2 separate regions of the Homo sapiens genome follow, and region 1 is linked to region 2. The links are chromatin loops, found by intact Hi-C in ENCODE. Cell type or tissue: endothelial cell of umbilical vein. All regions are shown on one strand. Links, peaks and the distances in the headings refer to the core of each region. The heading gives the core; the rest is flanking DNA.

Region 1 (2,809 bases), core at 209-2,708, 73 kb before region 2:
TTTTCCATGCTGTTCTCGTGATAGTAAGTCTCACAAGATCTGATGGTTATTATAAAGGGGAGTTTCCCTGCACAAGCTCTCTTTGCCTGCTGCCATCCATGTAAGACGTGACTTGCTCCTACTTGTCTCCCACCATGATTATGAGGCTTCCCCAGCCATGTGAAACTGAAAGTCCAATGAAACCTCTTTCTTTTGTAAATTGCCCAGTCCTGGGTATGTCTTTATCAGCAGTGTGAAAAGAGACTAATACACTAGCACAAATAAATGATAAACATTTGAGATGACAGATATGCTAATTACCCTGATCTGATCACTGTACATCATATGAATTGCAACATCACCATGTACCCCATAAATACGTAGTTATGTGTCAGCTAAAAGATAAAAAACTATAATATTTGCACCCAGGTGATGCTGCAGGGCAGTCAGGAGATGTGGCTGGCTCTGGGGAAAGGTGTCAGCTTGGTCTGGGCCTCCCTCAGTGGCCAAATGGCCAGTGTGAAGTCTTGGAGGGTGAAGGGCTCCTCCATGCCAGAGGCAAGCACCTGGCAGTAGCTTTGAAGAAATGTGGGAGCAGACGGTGTCTGTTGTTTTTCTGGCCCACATCTACCCCCTCTTCTTCTGGCAACAGCACCTCCATTTTTCTTGGGGGACCACTCCTCCCTGTATTTAATCCACAAGGTTGGGTGGAGATGATGTCTCATTGGTTCCATCAGTGAGCACATGACTCAGCCCTGGCTGTGCAGAGCCTTGATTCTCTGCTTGGCCTCAGGGATGGGGATGGGATTCTTGGTTCCAAAAGGGCTGCTCTTCTGCTGCTGGGGTTGCCAAGCTGGTGGAGGGAAACTTGGAGCTCTTGGTGGCCGTTGCCACAGCCTATCTGAGAATAAAGGCGGCATAGCACGATGTTGAATCAAAGGCTGATGGGGTGGGGGAGAGAGAGAGAGTCCTCATTGCATTGTTTCATTTTGGTGTCCAGCCATTCTGGGGGCCAGATGTACCCCCCTGGTTTCCTGTTTGGGTGAACGTGTGACTTGCCACTTACAGTCAAAGGATCCTGACTCATTCAGGGTTAAAAGTCACATCCTTAGGGGATACCTGCCTTAAAGAACCCAAGACAGCAGGCCAGAGACATGGGGCCTGGGTCAGGAGGAGCCAGCCCCCTGAGTCAAGGAAGGCTGGATGTGCACCTTTGTCCCAGGCTTTGCTTGAGCAGAGGGCCAGGTGTATTTGATATTTGCCACAAAGAATACAATCCTTAACCTGGCTGCCCTTGTGAGACTCCAACTGTAGCAAAGAAAGATTAGGAAACAAACATCCCAGTCACCATGGAAATGTGAACCCAAGGTGTTAGGAACAATAGCTGTGTGAGTCCGGAAGTGGATTCTGTCCACACACATGTTGGTTTGATCCCCCATCTATTTCCTTGTGGGGGCCTGGGCATATCTGTGAACGTATGATATAGCCAGCTGCTCTAGGGCTGGGTGCCACCTCCCATTAGCCTTGGTTTCATCATCACCAAAATAGCTGTAAACCTAATACACTGCTTATGCATGTCAGAACCTCCTTACAGCCTCCCTCGGAGGTAAATATTATTTTTATCTTAATTCCACAGATGAGAAAACAGAAGCTCAGGGAGGTTCCTAAACTTTCCCAAGGTCACAGTTGTTGATGGAAGAGCCAGGGTTTGAACCCAGCCCGTTGAGTCTGTGCTTTTTTAACCACCACGTTCCTCACGTTGGTGTTGACAAAAAATATTACTAAAAGTAGTTCATTCTTACTCTACATGTCTTATTTCAATTCTGCCACAAACCTATGAGGCAAGTACAACTGGTTAATTCCATCTTATAAACGAGGAAGCTGAGGCACAGAAGACTTAGGAATCTTGCCCAAGTTCCACCGTCAGTAGGAGGCAAAAGTACATTTGGGGGTTACTTTTTTCAGGTGGATTTGAAATGATAATGTGTCTTAAATTTAATTTGGAAGCCAAGAATGGGTGATAACTGTAATTTTTTCTTTTCTTTTCTCCTTCCCCTCCCCTCCTTTTCTTTTCTATTCTTTTCTTTTCTCCCTCCCCTTTTTTCTTTTCTTTTCTTTCTTCTTTTCTTTTCTTATTATTTTTTGAGACAGAGTCTTGCTCTGTCACCCAGGCTGGAGTGCAGTGGCACGATCTCGGCTCACTGCAACCTCTGCCTCCTGGGTTCAAGTGATTGTCCTGCCTCAGCCTCCCGAATACCTGGGATTATAGGTGCACGCCTTGTATTTTTAGTAGAGACAGCATTTCACCATGTTAGCCAGGCTGGTCTCGAACTCCTGACCTCAGGTGATCAGCCTGCCTCGGCCTCCCAAAGTGCTGAGATTACAGACATGAGCTACCACGCCCGGCCTAATTAATTAATTTTTTTGAGATGGAGTCTCACTCTGTTGCCCAGGCTGGAGTGCAGTGACACCATCTCAGCTCACTGCAACCTCTGCCTTCCCAGGCTTGGGTGATCCTCCCACCTCAGCCTTCTGAGTAGCTGGGACTAGAGGTGCACACCACCAGGACTGGCTAATTTTTTTTTATTTTTTTTATTTTTGTAGAGACGGTTTCACCATGTTGCCCAGGCTGGGATAAGTGTAATTTCTAAATCTGGCTTTCATCAGTGGTGATGTTCTTCATGTGTAGATTTATACTAGGGAAACAAATCAGGAGGGGGAACAAGGTGGACAGAGAATAATAGCAACTTGATTTGCCTATTATCCCTGGAAAACCATATCCTGGAACTCACTAGCATGTAAGTAATTGGAAAATGTTAAAGCAAAAGAG
Region 2 (2,809 bases), core at 58-2,557:
AGACCCTAAGACCTGAGGACTTGGCCGGGTGAAGTAGGGGCAGCAATAAAGTGCCACTCCCCGGGAGACACGTGTAAGTGCCCAGAGCAACGTCATTTGAGAGGTAAAAACCTGGAAGACCTAACCTACGTGTCTCTCAACAGGAGAGTGGATGGAGGAATTATTTTGACAAAACCTGTGGGTATGCAGGTTTAAAGAAATTTTGTTCCCATTCTGTAAGCTTGAAATGTTTCATTGCAAAAAAGTGATTCTGGAAATGTGTATCTAGCAGAGGAAATGACATATGCAAAGGCCCTGAGGCAGAAAATAACTCCCAGTGAGGAAGCAGGTGACGGCCTGACCACTGTACTTCCGGTATCTCTGCTCTCAGCCACCCCTGAGACCATGGAAAGGCTCCGTGTTGAGCCCTTGGAAGGCCTCCCTGGGAGTCCTGGGTGTCAGCTGGAGGACTGTGTGATGGTGAGGGAGTTGAACCACTGGGGCAGTGCCCGCCTGGGCTGGATTTGGGGGAGGGGGGAGCCTTTTGGATGAGTCAGTCCTCTCTGGTTGGAAACAGCAGAGTCTAGTTGAGGCTCTGCCAAGGACCCGTGGTGATTCTTGTCGCCTTTTGTGGAGAAATTTGCCCGCTAACAGGCCATCTGTGTGAGGTGAGTCACTGTTTCCCCCGTTTTGTTGATTGCAGACACCTCTGTGTGAGTCTGTTCAGCCTGAACTGCACACACCGATAAACTTCAGTGCCTGGATGAGCAAGCTTCCTGTGTGCTTCAGCTTGGGGCGCATGTGCGCTTCTTCTAGGATTTTCTGAAACTTGGTCAGGGGCTCCTGGATCATGATTGCAGATTGAGAGCCACTGAGCCATTCCAGGTCCTGTTTTCTGATGTGAAATGGAAGCCCAGAGTGGGGATGTGTCCAAACCCACACTGAGATCACACAGCGAGGGAAGGAAGCCGGGGTCCTGGCTGACACTTGCGGGGCAGAGCACCTTCTCTTGGCCCCGAATATGGATTTTGGTGTCCCTAGTCAAGATTTGTTCTGCTGACTTCTCCTGGGGAAAGAGGTGTCACGTCTGCCTGAGCCCCTGAGCCTGGTGGGTGGGGTGTGAGGATCTGGCCGGGGCCGCTGCACCTGCAGGTGTTTCCTGCAGACATTCTGCTGGGGAGCACTTCCCCTCTTCTCCCTCCAGGTGACTCACTGGGTGCAGTGTCCTCTAGCGTCTACTGGGTGCAGGGCACTGGGGAGACATGGGGGATGCTTCTTTGGGCTCGTCTGTACTAGGTATGGTTATAGGGTACTGGGGGTTGCCTAAAAAAATGCTGTGTGACCTTGATGGCTCACTTTTTCTCCCTGGGCCTCTGTGTCTCCAGCCGTCAGTGAGGAGCAGGCGTGGGTGATCAGCAAGGTTCCTCTCAGCTCTGATGTCATTCATTCTGAGTTAGGTGGAGAGTAGGGGATAATTGCAGCCCTTATTCACTGAACTTTCTTAACTATGCTAAATGCTTTACGTGCATCAGCTCATTGATGCCTATATCTATGTGGTTACAGAGGAGCCAGTTGAAGCACAGAGAGGTTGAGTAAATTTCCTGGAGTCACACAGCTAGTAAATTACATACCTGGGTTTAAACCCAGGCAGTCTGGCCCTGGAGCATGCAGTCTTAATCACTGCATGATTAAGGCTGAATCATGGTCCCCTAAAGATGTCGTATCCGAATCCCTGCAACTTGTGAATATGTTACCTACCTGATAAAAGGGCCTTTTCAGATGTGATTAAGTTAAGGCTGTTGAGATGGAGAGGTTATCCAGGGATATCAGGTGGGCCTGATTAGAGGGAGAGTGGACTGTGCCTGTGAAAAGGAGTTCAGAGTGATGCAGCTTGAGAAAGACCTGACCAGCGACTGCTGGTTTTGAAGGTGGAGGAAGGGCCATGAATTGAGCCAAGGAATAGAGGTGGCCTGTAGATTCTCCCCTGGAGTCTCCAGAAGGCACACTGCCCTGCCGACACCTGGATTTAGCCCGGTGAATCTGATTCCAGACTTCTGACTTCTAGAACTGTAGGATAATACATTTGTGTCTATAGCACTCCATTTGTGCCGTTAATAACTTGTTACTGAAGCAAGAGGAAACTCATGCAGCCATGCTCTACTCTGGTCTCCTGGTGGCGAGCCCTCCTTTCTGCATACACACTGGATTTTGAATTCTGAGGGGTAACAACCTCATCTTGCCAACAGAGCCCTCCTTGGCCATTTCACAATTCAAGAAGCATTTTCTAGGAAGCCTTTTAAAGCCCCACTGCCTTGCCCCAGCTTGCTCTGTTGTGTCACAGGAATGAGGTGGGGAGAGGACAGAGGGAAAGGGTCATGGGGAACCTGGGGCCCCAGCCTATACCCTGCCTCTATGAGGCTCCATCTGAGCACCCACCTCTCCAGGCATCGTCCTTGGTCCCCTGGGAGTGGGCACCCATGGCGGGTCTGCACTGTATGCCCAGTGCGCCTTTGTAGGCCGAACCTGCAGGGTCAGAGCTGGGTCTAAGGCTGCTCCCCAGGTCCTTGCAGGAACATAAGTGCCCGGGTTTATCTTTGGGCACTAGAGCTGTGCCCACAGCAGCTCCTGTTCAGATCTGGATCAGGGTCAGGCCCCCATCACTGATTGCGCACCCCAGGCACGCCTCACCCTGCCCCGGCCTCAGCTTCCTGATCTACAAAATGGGTGTCATGCTGCAGCCCTGCCGAAATTGTGTGCTCATGGTAGAAGTGACTGGGAAGAACTCTGCGTGTGGCAAGGGCTCTCGCTGCTGCTTCGGTACAGTCATCTG

The links. Hi-C counts contacts between places; a loop is a spot of excess contacts. Peaks named below come from ENCODE experiments on the same cell type or tissue, not always from the same donor. Only the 100,000 strongest peaks of a DNase experiment are listed, where the experiment ranks them.
Region 1: it touches region 2 in a loop (8-fold over the local background); 4 of 110 quality-filtered maps call a loop at or near these places.

What each region holds. Positions count from the first base shown.
Region 1 is chr10:119,232,588-119,235,396 of GRCh38, forward strand. All of the region lies in intron 1 of GRK5 (G protein-coupled receptor kinase 5), which reads left to right. Among named protein-coding and RNA genes, the nearest start is that of GRK5-IT1, 26 kb to the left of the region's middle. RefSeq lists an enhancer at 1-24. In endothelial cell of umbilical vein, for the core only: no CTCF peak of the experiment used is centred there; DNase peaks (open chromatin) are centred at 1,034 and 1,414; H3K27ac peaks cover 2,109 bases.
Region 2 is chr10:119,305,617-119,308,425 of GRCh38, forward strand. All of the region lies in intron 1 of GRK5 (G protein-coupled receptor kinase 5), which reads left to right. Among named protein-coding and RNA genes, the nearest start is that of GRK5-AS1, 32 kb to the right of the region's middle. RefSeq lists enhancers at 451-530, 941-1,040. In endothelial cell of umbilical vein, for the core only: a CTCF peak has its summit at 1,203; DNase peaks (open chromatin) are centred at 625 and 1,125; H3K27ac peaks cover 2,145 bases.